2 separate regions of the Homo sapiens genome follow, and region 1 is linked to region 2. The links are chromatin loops, found by intact Hi-C in ENCODE. Cell type or tissue: psoas muscle. All regions are shown on one strand. Each heading gives the region's core, and the rest is flanking DNA. Links, peaks and the distances in the headings are about the cores only.

Region 1 (9,117 bases), core at 330-8,329, 320 kb after region 2:
CATAAGAGTTCCCATAAGAAATTCCATATATAGGCTAGGTGTGGTGGCTCATGCCTGTAATCTCAGCACTTTGGGAGGCCAAGGTGGGTGGATCACCTGAGGTCAGGAGTTTGAGACCAGCCTGGCCAACATGTCTCTACTAAAAATACAAAATTAGCCGGGTTGTGGTTGCGCACACCTGTAATCCTAGCTACTCAGGAGGCTGAGTGAGGCAGGAGAATTGCTTGAACCTGGGAGGCGGAAGTTGCAGTGAGCCGAGATCGCGCCACTACACTCCAGCCTGGGCGACAGAGCAAGACTTCATTTCAAAAAAAAAAAAAAGAAATTTCATATATATATTCCAACCCGGCATAAAACAAACCACACACACACAACTTAAACAAGCATCATAACAACTTTAACAGTTTAAAAAGTTGCAACACAGATAAGATAGTGGAGAATTCAAATATTTTGGGCATAGAACTACTTCTAATTGAGGAGAAAAACTAAAAAAGATATAAATACTTACATGTACGTTACTAAAACATAAAGGATACAAATGGAACATTGGCTGAATTGTGAAGAAAATGCGTTACTGCAATGGGACAATTGCTTAGCCAGGTACAAAGCAACATTAATAATCCAACTCTTGTTTGTATTTTGCTTCCCTGCAACAGATAAATTGGTAGAAATCTTTCCATTCATTTTATATTTTTCAAACTTAAAGTTGCCCTAAGATCCCTTCCATTTGCATGAAAAGAACTTTAACATCTTACAAGAGATGAGCCAGAAATCCAGTTTTAAAAAACTAAACAAGAGAATAAATTATTGTATGCACCACAGGCTGCACTTCCTAAAATGAACAGAGTGCAGAAATTAGAACTGATTCATGTTCAGAGGCATATACTGGGTTATTTAAAATATGATTAGTTTAAAAACCTTGTCTGCTAAGGAAAAAAATCAGTGTGGAGGCTTTAAAATAATCTATTAATCCCAAGACCCTTTACAATAAATTTGCCAAGCAAATTTATGATATTTCAGTCACAAGTTTAAAAACAAGTTCCTGATAAAAGGAAAATTCTACTTCCTTCAAAAAAAACCAAAAAACAAAAAAATCAAGAAAAATGCAAAAAATAATCCCCTGAATCATTTAGTCAAATTCCATGAGAGAATATATTCTCTAACAATAAATAAACCATACTACAAATTCAGTCATCACACACCAGATGAGAAATCACAAACATAATCAAGAGGAAGATTTAAATTAGCCAAGTGCCCCCAAACCATTAACAGCTGCCAAGTATAGTTAATAATGAAAATTAGCATATCCAGCAAAATTAGTTTTCAAAATTTTAATACAACACATTTACATCTCCTAGGTAGAATATTCTCTTAGTTCACAATATTGACAGTGCCCATATTTATATTCCTATAACCTGTATCTTTTTTTAAAAAAACAAAACAAAACTTGTTTGAAATAAAATAATGAAAATCAGAATAGTAATGCATCACTTTGGGGAAAGTCTCATAAAATGTCCGAAATATAATTCAAAGATCTAGACAAGGAATGAATTTAAAGTAATCATCACTGTGTTCCGAAAAATTTCTACCACCCAGACTATTCTAATTTCACAAACCTTGATGCCAATATCTTGACTCTTCTATAATCTATTTTTAGGTATATTTAATATTGAATTAAGTTCAAACAGGACCTCTTCAAATGATTTGCCAGGTAAGCACTGATACAAATTTAGTTTTTACATGATGCATTATTTTTACTGTTTCCTTGCCTCTACGTCATTACCATGCCCACAATATATCTTCAAGTCATCCATGTAAATTGGAAAGTTAAAAACCAGTCACTGCCAACTGACTATGTGCCACAGAAAACTTACAACTACTCGAGTTACAAATGCAAATGTTTTGTTCATCTACCTGGTTATATATAAGTTCATTATTACTTAGCATAACCATTTGCAGGTACCAAATATACCCACAATGTATATATAAGAACATCCTATCAAATCACTGGCTGATGTATGAGTAAAAAAAAACAGAGTAAGATTTAAATCAGAATCTTCTAAAAGCATGGCTTTTGGGGTCTAATTGAAGGATAAGAAGAGCAAAGTCAAATATAACCAGTTAAAAGACAGAATGAAACACTCCATTTATTACAGAGACAAAAAAAGATAAAGTACTCAGGAGTGAACCTAATCAAAATGGTATAAAATCTAAACAAGGAAAATTTTAAAACACTCCTAAAGAGCACAAAAGTGGACATAAACCAATAGAAAGCCACCATGTTCTTAGATAGGAGACTCAACATCACAAAGGTGTTAATTCTAAGTTAATTTATAAAATTAATGTGCCTGTAATCCCAGCACTTTGGGAGGCTGAGGTGCGTTGGATCACCTGAGGTCCAGAGTTCGAGACCAGCCTGACGAACATGGTGAAACACTGTCTCTACTAAAAATACAAAAATTAGCCAGGCGAGGTGGCGCGCGCCTGTAGTCCCAGCTACTCAGGAGGCTGAGGCAGGCGAATCACTTGAATCTGGGAGGTAGAGGTTGCAGTGAGCCGAGATCACAACACTGCGCTCCAGTCTGGGTGACAGAGTGAGACTCCATTTCAAAAAAAATAATAATTGTAAAATAAATTAAAAATAAATAAATGAATAAAATTAATGTGATTCAAATAAAAATTACTAAAAGGCTTTTTTTTTTTTTTTTGCTTCTGGAACAAAACAACATGATTCTGAAGATCATATGAAAAAAGTGAGATTAACTAGGGACACTGTAAAAAAAAAGAAAAAAGAGAGAATAATGGATCACGAACAAGCAGGAATCAAGAGACAGAATACAAAAATCCAGAAAAATGGGCCCATATACAAATGAGAATTTAATATATGAAAAAGTAGCATACAACTATCAGTGAGTTACAAATAGACTTAAAAGATTTTGGGACAACTGGAGAGCTATCTAGAAAAAGATCAGTGGATCTGTATCTCATACAGTTCGCTGAGAAAAACAGAACAAAGAATTAAATGAAAAAAAAAGAAACCAGAAAGTATAAGATAAACATTGAAGTATAATTCCTTATAAAGTCTTTTTTGGGGGGATTGGAGACCAGGTCTCGCTCTGTCTATCAGGCTGGAGTGCAGCAATCATAGCTCACTGCAGCCTTGAACTCCAAAGCTCAAGCGATGCCCCCACCTCAGCTTCCAAAGTGTTAACATATAGGTGTGAGCTACCATGCCTGGCCTAGTAAATTCCTTAAAATCTGAACATGGAAAGGCCTTTTCTAAGTATGACTTAAAATGCAGAAGCCATAAAAGATAAGTCTGAGAAAAAAAAAAATCCATAACAAAACACCAAGGTCAAAAGACAAATGACATACCAGAAAAAAAAAAAAAAATCTGTAACTCATATTAAAAACAAGGGTTAAGTATGTTAATATAAAATGGGCAGAGGATATAAATAAAAGGAAAAGTACACACCTCTTTTCAGAGCCCCTAGAGTGTGTGAACCATTGAGGAGATTTGAGAAAACAAATGGAGGCTAAAACTGTAATTTGAGAGCATTCTCGGGGGTAATTATAAACCACAGATTTTACACGATAAAAGAGAACTACAAACAAAATATTTGAAGCTGCGGGCTGGGCGCGGTGTCTCACACCTGTAATCCCAGCACTTTGGGAGGCCAGGTGGGTGGATCACCTGCGATCATCAGGAGTTCGAGACCAGCCTGGCCAACATGATGAAACCCTGTCTCTACTAAAAATACAAAAATTCGCTGGGTGTGGTGGTGCGCACCTGTAATCCCAGCTACTCAGGAGGCTGAGGCAGGAGAATCGCTTGAACCCAGAAGGCAGAGGTTGCGGTGAGCCAAGATCGTGCCATTGCACTCCAGTCTGGGCAACGGAGTGAGACTCCGTCTCAAAAAAAAAAAAGAGCATGATGGAACTTTCTGGGATTATGAAAACGTTCTACATCTAGTTTTGGGTGGTGGTTACAGAGATACACTCAAACACCAAAAATCATCACATGAAACACAGAAGGTCTGTGCATTTTATTGTATATAAATTAATACCTCAAAAAAAATTCCCTTTCAAATGACTGACATGTATACTTATAAAATACTTTCCCTAATATAAAATTCTGCAGGCTAAAGCTGCAAAATATGTATGTGTGTGTGTAAGTTAATGACACATGTTAAATCATGCTCATACACAAAGATACAATTCATAACAGGACCTCATTTATTACTACCCACATTATTCAACTGAAACCCATGCCCAAACATAGATATTAAGGTACACTCCTTTTCTGCCAAATACTCACACAAAACAAAACAAAACAAAACAAAACAAAACAAAAATAGCACTTTCCCCACACACAACAAAAACGAATCCTCAGTGGTAGCTGTAGCATATGGATTATATTCAGAATAATCCATAATATTTCATTTAAAATATTTCAAATTATAAAATTATACTTACTATTGCACATTTTAAATAATCTAGTATAAAAATCATCATCAGATTCTTTCATATGCTGATTAATTAAAGACAAAATTCTTAATCCTGAATTCTACTTCCTTTGAAATGGCTTCAGAGGAAATAAATAGGCAAGCTTGGAGAAAAAACACAAAAAACCGAAACCAAGGAAATCCAGAAAGTGCAAGCATCCCCAGAAGAAGCACAAGTATAGATTCAGATTCTCATTCCCACAGTGTTTAGTAACACCAATACAATATCCCATGGAGAAAAACTGGAGAGCCATTTACAATAGAAATAAATTGGCTGACACGCAAAAGTGTGAGTAGAATGTAACTTCAAACAAGCAGTTAAAAAAAAACCAATCAGCAAAACCCAAGACAGAGAAAAAGCTTTGCTATAAGAGGAAAATGCCTAAGCTTAATCAAGTGATACATACCCGTCTGTCGATCTTATCACCCTGCAAATTATACATTACAAATTATTCATACATATTACTACTTTAGAAAAGTCTAAATCTGGAAAAATCCCTCAAATACTTTTTCATAGTCTCTCTACAAACTCAAGCCAATAATTTGGGACAGGATGGTTCTAATGATACTTCTTTTATACAATAAAAAGTTAGAGGATACATTTAGAGGCTATATATTTTAGAAGATAAAGGATAATTTTATAGCACTGTGATTACTTAAGAGTGGGGAAGACACCACCATCTTTAGCACTTCTCATCAGGCATTCATTGTAATTTCAATGTTAAAGTGAAGTCTGTGGTGATGGTGATGAGAGAGATAATTACTGTTTGGCTTTAAAATAAAACTGTTGTTAACAGATAGCAACATGAGAATGCCAAGTAATAAGTAAAGACATAAAAATTTGGGATAGTTTTTTTAATCTCTAAGAGATAAGTGATAAAGACAAAATAAGCTTTCAATTAAAGTAAACCAATTTTAAACTTCAACTTCCTTTTCACTATAGTTACTTTTTAAGCTTTCATTTATAATTTCTATGGATGGAGCTAATGTTTCTTTAAAAGCTCAAAATAAGGAAAAATTCAACGAGTGTGGCAGGATTAAAACTAAAGAAGGACACAACCACATTATTATGGGGAGTGGGTAGGATAACTACTGCTAGAGCAGTGTACAGAACAATTTTAGATTTAGTCACATTTTTACTTTCCCTGAGTGACTCTAAACGTCAATGACTTTAGAGTTTTGCTAAAGCATGAACTTGAACTGTTCAATAGCAAGGCTGGTACATGTGGGGAAATCACATAACAAAAAGTGACATTCCTAAATGCCTAGCAACTACACTTCAATAAAGCTTTGTTGTTCTCATTAGGAGTCTAAGACATGCAAAAATTTTTTGTTATGTTTTCCTCCATCTTACTAGGTAAATTATATGCACCGGGGACTTAAGGATTGAAGAACTCACAAACTTCAAGGGGATATACTGTATAACTATATATACAAGGGACCACTGTTCCATTGTTTCTAGATGATCAATTGCTTTGGGAAGAGAAAGAGGGAAATACACAGCTATGAACTACTTTACTCCCTCCCATAAACTAACCTGAATTCAGTTACTGAGAAGAAAGAGAAAAATGACATGCAAGAACACTGTGGATAATTTAAAAACAAGACAAAACCCTCAAAATACCTTTCTGCCCAGAACATGTATTTTCATCATGATGCAGACCTTATAACTATTTAGCAAAACTATTCCTCTAAGAGTATTTATTGCTTTTTCTCCACAAAACTGTTTCTGATTATGATGAACTAATAAACAGAATAAGTCTTCTCTGTCCTTTTTCATCTGCATCTTCTAAAGACATCCTTAAATCCTGTATCACTGACATCAAAATGTATAGAACTTTTTCCCTTATGCAAAACTTTACCTGTGAAAGAATATTGGTGCACTGTTGAAGTAAAGAAACTGGAGGGTTGCCAATACTTGTAGCAAGTTGAACCCTGAGCAACTGTTCTTTCTGGGTGGCATTTTCTTGCAACGCATGGGCAAGGGCCACAGCAGCACACCAGTTTGAAAGTGAATCAGTAGAAAACAAACCTCCACATAATAACTGGCCAGCTGAAACTGAATTACCTGTTGCTACAAAGATGGCAGGCAGACAATAAAAATATATTAGATTTTGACGTAAACCAAATTTTAAATAAATTGTTTTCTGTACACATAAAATAGTGTGAAATACCATTAAATATAATCATTAAACATGTATTAATGAGTAGTATTAAATATACTTTCAAAATGATAAAAGTCTGCTTTTCAAAGCAAAATGAACAATGAGAGAAAGTTATCTTGGAAGAAAAGTAATAGAACAAAGAAATACAGGTGGAGGCTGGGCATGGTGGCTCACGCCTGTAATTCTCGCACTTTGGAAGGCTGAGGTGGGAGGATCCCTTGAGGCCAGGAGTTGGTGGTGCATGCCTGCAGTCCCAGCTACTCGGGAGGCTAAGGCCTGAGGATCACTTGAGCCCAGGAGTTTGAGGCTGCAGTGAGCTATGGACTGCGCCACTGCACTCCAACCTGGACAAGAGTGATACCTTATCTTCAAAAAAAAAAAAAAAAAAAAAAAGGAGAGAGAGAAAAGAAACATAGGTTGAGTATCCCTTATCCAAAATGCTTGGGACCAGAAGTATTTCAGAAAGAAAATGTGGTATATACACACAATGGAGTACTATTCAGCCATACAAAACAATGAGATCTAGTCATTTACAACAACACAGATGAACCTGGAGATCATTATATTAAGTGAAATAAGCCAGGTATGTAAAGACTAACATTTGTTCTCACTTACTTGTGAGAACAAATAAAAATCAGAACTAAATTATTTATCATCAATGGTAGAAGGTAAAATTTATTTGCCTTTATTTGTGGGATCTAAAAATTTGTGGGAATTCATGGACACAGAGATTAGAAAGGTGGTTATCAGAGGCAGGGCAGGGTAGTGGGAAGTTAGAGGGAAGATGGGGATAATGAGTACAAAAATATTGTTAGAAAGAATGAATAAGATATACCATTTGATTGCACAACAGGGTGACTATAATAAAAAATAAGTGTATATTTTATTTTTTGTTTTTTTTTGGAGACAGGGTCTCACTGTTTGCCCAGACTGGAGTGCAGTGGTGCAATTTCAGTTCACTGCAGCCTCGACCTCCCAGGCTCAGGTGATTCTCGCACCTCAGCCTCCCATGTAGCTAGGACTACCGGTGTGTGCCACCATGCCTGGCTAGTATTTTTTTTGAGATAGAGTCTCACTCTTGTTGCCCAGGCTGGAGTGCAATGGCGTGATCTCAGTTCACTGCAACCTCCGCCTCCCAAGTTCAAGCGATTCTCCTGCCTCAGTCTCCCCCATAGCTGGGATTACAGGCATGCATCACCATGCCCGGATAATTTTTGTATTTTTAATAGAGATGGGTTTTCACCATGTTCGCCAGGCTGGTCTTGAACTCCTACCTTCAGGTGATCCACCCGCCTTGGCCTCCCAAAGTGCTGGGATTACAGGAGTGAGCCACCAAGCCCAGCCTAAATTTTTGTATTTTTAGTAGAGATGGGGTTTCACTATGTTGCCCAAGCTGTTCTTGAACTCCTATACTCAAGCAATATACCTGCCTTGGCCTCCCAAAATGCTGGAATTGCAGGTGTAAGCCACCACGCCTGGCTTAAGTATACATTTCAAAATTACTTAATGAGTACAATTAGATTATTTGAAACACAAAGGCTAAATGTTTGAAGGAATGTTAAAAAAAAAAAAAAAAGAAGCATTTCAGATTTCAGATTTGGGATGCTCAACTTGTATTACAGTATTTTCGGCATTAAACTGATGATGGTAACATTCCAAAAAATTACCTTAATTAAAAACAACATTTCTAAAACAAACTTAAGGAAATGCCACATTTTGATCATTCTACTACATCAGGGTCTTATTTTCATTAATGATCAATAATTTTTTATGGTAATTTTTTACCAAATTTTTTTTTGGTAAATATAATTAAACAGACTTAAATTCTAACAAAAAACCTCAATGTATGTAATTAAAATGAGTTTTATTGATGTTTCCAATTACCTTTATGAAACTGCTCTTGAAGTTTAAAAGTTAACAAAGGTAAACATTTAAAAAATTTATCTTAGGTAAGATGAAATATTTAAAGACCCCATAAAAAGGGTAATGACTCTAACCTATACTAGAACAACAGACTGAAAGTTAAATGTGATTTAATGGTAAAATTCATCTTCTTTTTCTTAATTTTTATTTTTGAGGCACAGTCTCTCTCTGTTGCCCAGGCTGGAGTGCAGTGGCACAATCTCAGCTCACTGCAACCTCTGCCTCCAGGATTTGAGCGATTCTCCTGCCTCAGCCTCCTGAGTAGCTGGGATTAAAGGCACCTGCCACCACGCCCAGCTAATTTTTGTATTTTTAGTAGAGACGGGGTTTCACCATGTTGGCTAGGCTGGTCTCGAACTCCTGGTCTTAGGTTATCTGCCCGCCTTGGCCTCCCAAAATGTTGGGATTACGGGCGTGAGCCACCGCACCTGGCAAAATTCATCTTTAGAATGACAATTATAATTAACAGTAGATTCTGTTTACTGGCATCTATACATGCTAAGTTTTGGCGTGAGTACTTTATG
Region 2 (9,117 bases), core at 276-8,275:
AGAGTAGCAGCAAACCAAGAGTCTGCCTTTAGAGGCCACTGCTTTAGACCCTTTCCCCCGATGCATTGTTAAATTGGAAAGAAAGAGAAGCAGCCTGGCACAGTGGCCCACGCCTGTAATCCCAGCACTTTAAGAGGCCGAGGCAGAAGGATCATTTGAGTTTAGGAGTTTGAGACCAGCCTGGGCAACATCGGGAGACCTCATCTCTACTAAAAAAAAAAAAAAAGAAAAAAAATTAGCCAGGCATGGTGGTGAGCACCTGTAATTCCAGCTACTTGGGAGGCTGAGGTGGGAGGATTGCTTGAGCCTAGGAGATCGATGCTGCATTGAGCTGCCCTCCAGCCTGGGCAAGAAAGCAAGGTCGTCTCAGAAAAACAAAAACAACAACCAAAAAAAGGAACCATGTCACAGAGTGATATATACAGTTTAGTTTTATTTTGGATCTGTGTGTGTGTGCTCTCTCTGTATGATGAGCAAGGAGAAAGGTACAGGGGAATAAACATCAGTTAGCACTATTTGTCTTGGGGGTATGAGAGAAAATTTGTCTTTTACATTCTCGTATTGTTTCTTAACAAGTACATTTTGCTTTTGTAATCTCAAAAAAAATCCAAGAAATAATTTTTAGACCTAAATATTATAAACTCATCTTTAAAGAACACTTTATTTGGAAAGGCTGTGAGTAAATGTCTGAAACTGGTATTATGTTGTCTATTTTTTTGTACTGCTTTTAAGCCATACCATAGTTTTTGTTTGTCTGTTTTTTGAGACAGAGTCTCGCTCTGTTGCCCAGGCTGGAGTGCAGTGGCGCGATCTAGGCTCACTGCAAGCTCTGCCTCCCGGGTTTTCCGCCATTCTCCTGCCTCAGCCTCCCGAGTAGCTGGGACTACAGGCGTGCACCATCAACGTCCGGCTAATTTTTTGTATTTTTAGTAGAGACGGGGTTTCATCATGTTAGCCAGGATGGTCTCAATCTCCTGACCTCTTGATCCACCCGCCTTGTCCTCCCAAAGTGCTGGGATTACAGGTGTGAGCCACCGCGCCCGGCCAAGCCATACCATAGTTTTAAAATTGTTGGCTTGGCAAAGTGGCTCACACCTGTAAACCCAGCACTCTGGGAGGCCAAGGCTAGAGGATCACTTAATTAAGCCCAGGAGTTCAAGACCAGCCTGGGCCACATAGTGAGACCCCCCCCCCCACCCCGCCACAAAAAAATTAAAAAATGTAACCAGGTGCGGTGGTGCACACCTGTGGTCCCAGCTACTCAGGAGCTGAGGCAGGAGGATCACTTGAGCCACAGAGGTCAAGGAGTGAGCTGTGTTTACGCCACTGCACTTCAGCCTGGGAGACAGAGCAAGACCCTGTCTCAAAAAAAACAATTAAGTCTATATCATTGTATTTATATGATAACTTTTGCCTAGTTAAAATGGACAGAAACATAATTCAAATCCTGAACTGTTGAACCCTACTGTTGTTTGATTTTCAGCTGATTTCTTTCAGTAACTAATTGTACTACTACTACTTGCATAACTAAAAAGAGATGATTCTGTTGTTATTGGTGGTTTTTATTTGTATAGGTCCTAATCAAACAGGAAATTCAAAGGAAGAGTGGTTATGCCATTCAGGCTGATGAAGAGCAGTTGCGAGTTCAGCTGGATACGATTCAGGGTGAACTAAATGCACCTACTCAGTTCAAGGTAACCACTTCTAAGACCATAATTCTAAAATTTGTTTCAGGTGGATCTGCAGACAAAAAGTTATGTAATCTTCAAGCAGGAATTTTGTATACTTGTGTTTCTTATCTCCAATTAGAACTTCCTTTCTAAAGTAAACTCAGTCATGGTTCTTTTGGCTAGTATTAGTGTTTCGAATATAATGTACAGAGAGAGAAATAGAAATTTTTAATAGATGGTTTTGAAACCATCCTTTCAGAAGAAAACATTGTCTTTTACAAGTCTTCGTCGGCAGTTGTAATTTGACTCAGTCTTAACTTTTAGGGCCGACTAAATGAATTGATGTCTCAAATCAGGATGCAGAATCATTTTGGAGCAGTCAGATCTGAAGAAAGGTATTACATAGATGCAGATCTGTTACGAGAAATCAAGCAGGTAAGTGTTGCATGAGGCTGCATTATTTAAAGTGTGAGCTCACCACTTCACACCTATTAGGATGGCTATTATCCTAATAAGAAAAGTGTTAGTGAGAATGTGGAGAAATTGGAACTTTCTTGCACTGTTGGGGGAATGTAAAATGGTTCAGCCTCTATGGAAAACAGTGTAGTGTTTACTCAAAAAATTAAAGATAGAATTACGATATGATCTAGCAGGTCTACTTCTGGATATATACCCAAGTACGTTGGAAGCAGGGACTCAAAACATATTTGTACACCCATGTTCATAGCATCTTTATTCACAATAGTCAAAATGTGGAGATAACCCAAGAATCAATCAAAGAATAGAGAAACAAAATGTAGTATATAGACACACAATGGAATATTATTCAGCCTTGAAAAAAGAATGAAATTCTGACACATGCTACAATGCAATTTGACCTTGAAGAAGTTATGCTTCATGAAATAAGCCACTCATAAAAGGGAAATATTTATGATTTCACTTATGAAAAGTACCTAGTAGTCCAATTAATAGAGAGTAGAAAGGTGGTTGCCAGGGTGTGAGGGGAGGAGGGGATGGGAGGAACTTAACTGGTACAGAATTTCAACTTGAGAAGATGAAAAGTTCTAAACAAAGTGGATAGTGTTGATTATTGCACAACAGCATAAATGTACCTAATGCCACTGAACTGTATACTTAAAAATAGTTACAGGCAAAATTTTATGGTATGCCTGTTTTGCCACTGTTTAAAAAAGTGAATTATCCCTCTCCTCGCCAAAAAGATGAATTTAGAGGTAGTAGAGACACTAAAGTTTCCTAGACCTTGCTCCTTAAAGTGTAGGTAGTAGCCGCACCTGGAAGGTCATTAGAAATGCAAAATTTCAGTCCTTACTCCAGACGTACTCAATCTGCATTTTATCAAGATCATAGAATGATTTGTATGCACTTTAAAGTTTGAGAAGCAACTGCTCTAGATAATACCTTCCCTGCCTATATGTCGCATGTAAGTTATAAACATTTGGTTATTGATCTGTCCCCTAAGCTCTCAGGAGATCTGGATGGAGGTAGGTTGAGGTGGCCAGAACCTCCAACCACTTTTCTAGGGTTTTCACATTGTGTGAAAAAGTTGGGAAACACTGCTTTGGCTTATTTTCATTAGTATAAATGCAGATTGGTTTAATGAAAATGAACAGTTGTATCTAAAGAAAATATATGAAGATGATGAACTTTGTGGAACATACTAGGTAGCTAATGACTGTTGGCATGGCCCTGAGGATTTTAGATAAAGATTATAAATGTCATCAACAAATCCAATTTTATTATGTTAGAATGGATATGGCTGGTTTTATGCAACCAAAAACTACTTTGGCTTCCAGGTTCTTGGATATTACACACATAACCAATTATATTCCATTGTTTTAAGTATTTGCAATAAATTAACAGGTTCCAGTATATTGAAATAAATAGTTGTATTAAATAGAGTTGATATATGCAATAAAACTGGGAATAATTTAAACACCTGTCTTTTTTAAAATTATGAGCAGTGTATTGTTTTGGGATTGAATCATGGTTCACCATCTACTTTATGACCTTGGGCAGGTTATTTACCTGTAGTTTCTTTAACTGTCGAGATGATAATGGTACCCCAAAGGGGGCTCAAAAGGATTTTAAATGAGTTAAGTGAGTGAATACCAGTACTGTTAAAACAGCACCTTAACCCATGAGGAGGAGTCTTAAAAAAATGTTAGCATCTGTAGTCATCACCACCATTATCACTATGTACTTTGTACTTCAAAACATGAATATTCTCAGTTTTCAGAATGTTATTTTGCTAGTCATCTATATTTGAATACCTCCTTTGAGTTCTGTTTTATTATCATGCCTTTATCAAAAGTTGGTAAAAGGAATAGCTATCTAAAAAACATTTTTGTTGGAAGATATTGTTCATTATATATTTGTTTGATTTTATTGTTCTTTAGAGTTTGTCTTTCACTGTTAGCAAAAGATGTAGTACAAATGTTTAAATATGCATGCCCTCTATATTTAGAGCACTTACTAGGTACTGTGTTGCTAGTAAAATAGTCAAAGTGGAGTCTTTTTTCCTGTGACTAGCTTGCAGTTTTAAGAAATTAATACATTAATATGTTGTTTCTTAATTTGTTCTAGCATTTGAAACAACAACAGGAAGGCCTTAGCCATTTGATTAGCATCATTAAAGACGATCTAGAAGATATAAAGCTGGTCGAACATGGATTGAATGAAACCATCCACATCAGAGGTGGTGTCTTTAGTTGACAGTTCACAAACTTGTGTAAAGGTTTGTGAAATGCATCTTCTTACTGCATCAGACCTTCCTTAAGAATGAAACCGACCACATGGAGGGAAAAAGAAAACAATTCTTTCTTGGATTGGTTTTTTGAGAAGTTTACTGACAAATTACTGTTCATCAAATCTGAAATAGTCACCTCACAGCTCTTCAAAGAAAACCTTTGAAAGATTTATATCTAAAAGCTGTATTTACTTTAAAAGAAGTGCATAATTACCAAAATTGTATGTACTATTGTACATTTTTACAACAGCATTTTCTTAAACATAATCTGTGTTTAATGATTATTGTCCATTGAGCCTGTACTCTGCTTTCCATACCAAGTAAATATGAAATAATCTACTTTGCACATAACAGAACAAACTATAATTACTTGGCTGTTGGAGATTTGTACTTGAGTATAAATGTACACCAGTTTTTGTATTTGTGAACTCATCTGTGGGAGGAGTAAAGAAAATCCAAAAGCATTTAATGTTTTGTTTTTGTTCTATAAAGATATGAAAATGTATTTTTATATTATTTTACTTATTTGGAATTTACAGAGCACACCTAAGCAATTAGGATATAACAAAACTACTTAACCATTTTTGCAACCATTTTGTTTTTTAAGCCTTTTTATTTCTAAAAAGATGAAAACTTATAAATAAATTCTTAATTTGTAATTACTTTTATATAATTCTGTCTGGTGCTTTATTTGGCTTTTGAGGAATGACCATTTTTTGTCCACATAGGTACTAAATTCATAATCACAAGTCAGGAATTTTAGTCTTAAGTCTTATTTTTGCCTCCTAGGGATTTTTGTCAGTGCTGTTATATTTTGATTAGGGTATGGCAAGTAAAACTTACTTCAGATATCATCTAGTATTAAGAATTCCCTAATATGTCATTAGTATTCGAAATACTAGAAAATCTGAGTTAAACAGATTAAGTAGTGTTAAATAGTGGGTCTTTAACCAGTGGATCATTTTAAACAGTATTTCTGACTACACTATATTTGGGCTGCATCATGTTGGCCGCTTTTGAGATGCTTTAACTTTGCACTTCTCTGTGATGCTTTGGCTTGTATTGACAGGTGTTAGAAGAAACAGGCCCATGAATCTTGCTATTGTATTTACTATGGGGATGGTGAAGAGTGTGATGCACTGTATATCTATCTGGAGTCCATCCTCTGAGAATCCACTGAAGAGATTTCTCCTCAGTTGTATAGGTTACAGTTGTGTAGACTAGGATTTTTTGTGGGTTTTTTTTTTTTTTTTTTTTTTTGAGACAAGTCTCTCTGTCACCCAGGCTGGGGTACAGTGGCACAATCACGACTCACTGCAGCCTTGACCTCCTGGGTTTAAGCAGTCCTCCCACCTCAGACTCTTGAGTAGCTGGGACTACAGGCATGCACCACCACAACTGGCTATTATTTTTTATTTTGTGTAGAGATGGGGTCTTGTTATGTTGCCCAGGCTGGTCTTGAACTCCTAGACTCCAGCAATCCTCCTACCTTGGCCTGCCAAAGTGCTAGGATTACAGGCCTGAACCTCCATGCCTGGCCAAGACTAGGAACTTTAAAACTGATTGTTTCTTTCCAAATTGACTGCCAGAAGTATGCAGCTACTTTTGCCAAGTTTATGGTGTGTAAATTTGTTACACTACTCTACTACCCTCTCATCATTCTTTCCTACCCATTATATTGCAATACCAACAGTGTTGGGACAGGAATTTCTTGCCTTGTCCACATTTTCTCCGTGGCCCAGAAGATCTGCATGTCCATCATTCTTACCCATGTAGCCAAGTATAGGAGTTTTTGTCCCTCTGCACACCCCCTTATAGTAGGAAGAGTTGTTGGTCTAATTGATGAGAATTGTTACTCACTGAGCTATATAATCTAGTGGATGGATCACTCATCATGCATACCATGGTCGCTTCTCTAGCCTTTGATTTTTCATGTTCTAATATTGCTGGTTGCTAGTTCAACCAGATAAATATACCAGACAGGGCCTAAGGTCAGCCTTTTAAAAAGGCAGGCCCAGTCATCCTGTTGGGTTTCTGTCCCACTGGTGACTGCATATATAAGGCAGGCCTGTGGTCCTTGAGCATATAACTGGTGAGATAACTAGACTCAGTTATCGAAGCAAGTGTTATAGACTGAGTAGTTTGTGTTCTCAAAAAATTCATCTTGAAATCCTAACACTCAATATGGTGATTTTAGGAGGTATGGCTTTTGGGAGGTCATGATGAGGGTGGAGCCTTCATGAATGGGATTAGTGCTCTATCTCTCTTGTCCCTTCTGCCATGTGAGATGGTGAGGAAAGGACAAGGAAGAGGACACTCACCAGAAACTAAGTCTGCTGGCACCTTGATCTTGGACTTCCCAGCCTCTGGAACTGTGAGAAATAAATAAATGTTGCTTACAAGTTACCTAGTCTACAGTGGTCTGTTACAGCAACCCAAACAGACTAAGACAAAGAGATGAGTAGACTATCCTTAAAGTTCTAATTCAGATATTAAATTGATGTTAAACACTAACAGTATTGAGCATACTGGCAATTCTGAAATATCTAATCAAAATCTTTTATTGAATTTAATCAGAAGTATACAGTTTTCGGGATTTTTTTCCATTGTAAGAGTAGTATACAAGTGAAAAGTTCTGTGACATATATCTGGACCAACTTTCTGAATTTGCAAAATGAATAACAAATATACAATTCTCATTTTATCCAGTGACTTTGGCCAACACGTAAAAAATACATCATTCCTTTTGATCTCCTGTGGATCCCTATAGTTATTTCAAGTAAAGAATAAGAAAGATAAACAATGCATCAAACTACAGAGCAACAAAGAGATTTATAGCAGAAACACTGATTAAAATGATGACCATCCCAAACTGTGGAAGCAGCAGTTTGCCCGAGGATGCAGAAGGATGGCTTTTGGGACCTGGAACAGGAACTGGACCTGGAGCTGTTAACAAGAATACACAGTCACTGACACATCATTTTTTATGTCAAGTATCATCCACCTATAAAATATATCCTGAATATGTAAACAATGACACTAAAGTTGAAGTAGAAACTTACCTGAAATACTTCCAGCCAAAAGCAATTTTCAAATAAGTGTAATTCATTACAGATTTCAGGCTATATTTCCATATACAGTTGACCCTTAATACGGGTGTTGGGGTGCCAACCCCCACACAATGAAAACCTACATGTAACCTGATTCCCAAAAACTTAACTACTAATAGCCTACCATTAACTGGAAGCCTTACTGATAATAGAAATTGTTGATTAACATATTTTATATGTTATATGTATTATATACTGTATTCTGGTTGGGGCATGGTGGCTCACACCTGTAATTCCAGCATTTTAGGAGGCCAAGGCAGGAGGACCACTTGAGACCAGGAGTTTGAGCCTGGGCAACATAGCGAGACCCCATCTCTATTTTTAAAAAGATAAAAATAATTGATTAGCACATATTTTGTAAATGTATTATATACTGTATTTTGGCTGGGCGTGGTGGCTCACGCCTGTAATCCCAGCACTGTGGGAGGCGGAGGCAGGCACATCATGAGGTCAGGAGATCGAGACCATCCTGGCTAACACGGCAAAACCCCGTCTCTACTAAATATACAGAATTAGCCGGGCGTGGTGGCGGGCGCCTGTAGTCCCCGCTACTCAGGAGGCTGAGGCAGGAGAATGGTGTGAACCTGGGAGGCAGAGCTTGCAGTGAGCAGAGATTGCACCACTGCACTCCATCCTGGGTGATAGAGCAAGACTCCAGCTCAAATAAATAAATAAATAAACTGTATTTTTACAATAAAATAGAGAAAAAATATTAAAATCATAAGGAAGAGAAAACACATTTACAGTACTGTACTGTATTTACTAATACCCAAAGTTTACATCATCTGTTTATAAGATGAATTATCTGTCTGAAATGGCTGGCAACTGCAGCTGCAGACCTGAATCTATATATCAAGCAATTCAACTTTTTCTTGTAATGTCATGGCTTCTCTCTGCTTGTGAGACTTCCGGCCTCACTAGTGGCACTTCCTTTGAGTCCTATGGTGTTATTCAAGGTTTTTGGTATTGCACCAAACATGACAAAAAATACAGGAGAACTGTGAGAGATCACTTTTTGCTGTGATGTGCAATTTACTGGAGATGAACTCCTCAGAGATGTTTAGCAACACATGGTGTTTTAAGAGGATACTCGAAACATTTGAACTCACTGCAATAGCAACAGGAGGTGGCCATGAAATGATTACAATGATACAGTATGTATTATAGTTAATTTTATGCAGTTAAGTTTTAATACCGCATCTTTACATTTACGTTTCTTTTGATTTTGAATGGTGCCACATATGGTCTGTGTGCACAAATTTGGATAAATACTAACGTTTTACAATAGATTTGTGTATGTTTTATGGTAGTAAATGATAAAAATAGACTAGCATCTACATATATTTTATGCATTCATGACATACTTTCTTTTTATATATATATATATTTCTAGGTCATGCAGTTTGTCTGCAAGTTTCTTCAAATTGATGCAAATATCCAAAAAGATTTCCAATATATTTATTTAAAAAAAATCCATGTATAAGTGGACCCATGCAGTTCAAACCTGTGTTGTTCAAGGGTCGACTATATATCATCAAGATCTGCTACGCTAGGTTTTATGTAGGATTTC

What was found. A loop is a pair of places that touch in the nucleus more often than their neighbours do. Peaks named below come from ENCODE experiments on the same cell type or tissue, not always from the same donor. Only the 100,000 strongest peaks of a DNase experiment are listed, where the experiment ranks them.
Region 1: a loop joins it to region 2, with 2.9 times the contacts of the local background. A loop is called at or near these places in 2 of 110 quality-filtered maps.

What each region holds. Positions count from the first base shown.
Region 1 is chr4:75,791,152-75,800,268 of GRCh38, reverse strand. It overlaps USO1 (USO1 vesicle transport factor), which reads right to left. Exons shown (of 24, transcript NM_003715.4): 13 at 6,368-6,579; 14 at 537-647. Among named protein-coding and RNA genes, the nearest start is that of USO1, 71 kb to the right of the region's middle. In psoas muscle, for the core only: no CTCF peak of the experiment used is centred there; no DNase peak of the experiment used is centred there.
Region 2 is chr4:76,110,652-76,119,768 of GRCh38, reverse strand. ART3 (ADP-ribosyltransferase 3 (inactive)) reads right to left here. Exons shown (of 12, transcript NM_001130016.3): 12 at 6,983-7,383. The coding sequence ends at 7,250. It overlaps NUP54 (nucleoporin 54), which reads left to right. Exons shown (of 12, transcript NM_017426.4): 10 at 1,575-1,694; 11 at 1,995-2,105; 12 at 4,275-5,105. The coding sequence ends at 4,403. Among named protein-coding and RNA genes, the nearest start is that of NUP54, 33 kb to the left of the region's middle. In psoas muscle, for the core only: no CTCF peak of the experiment used is centred there; no DNase peak of the experiment used is centred there.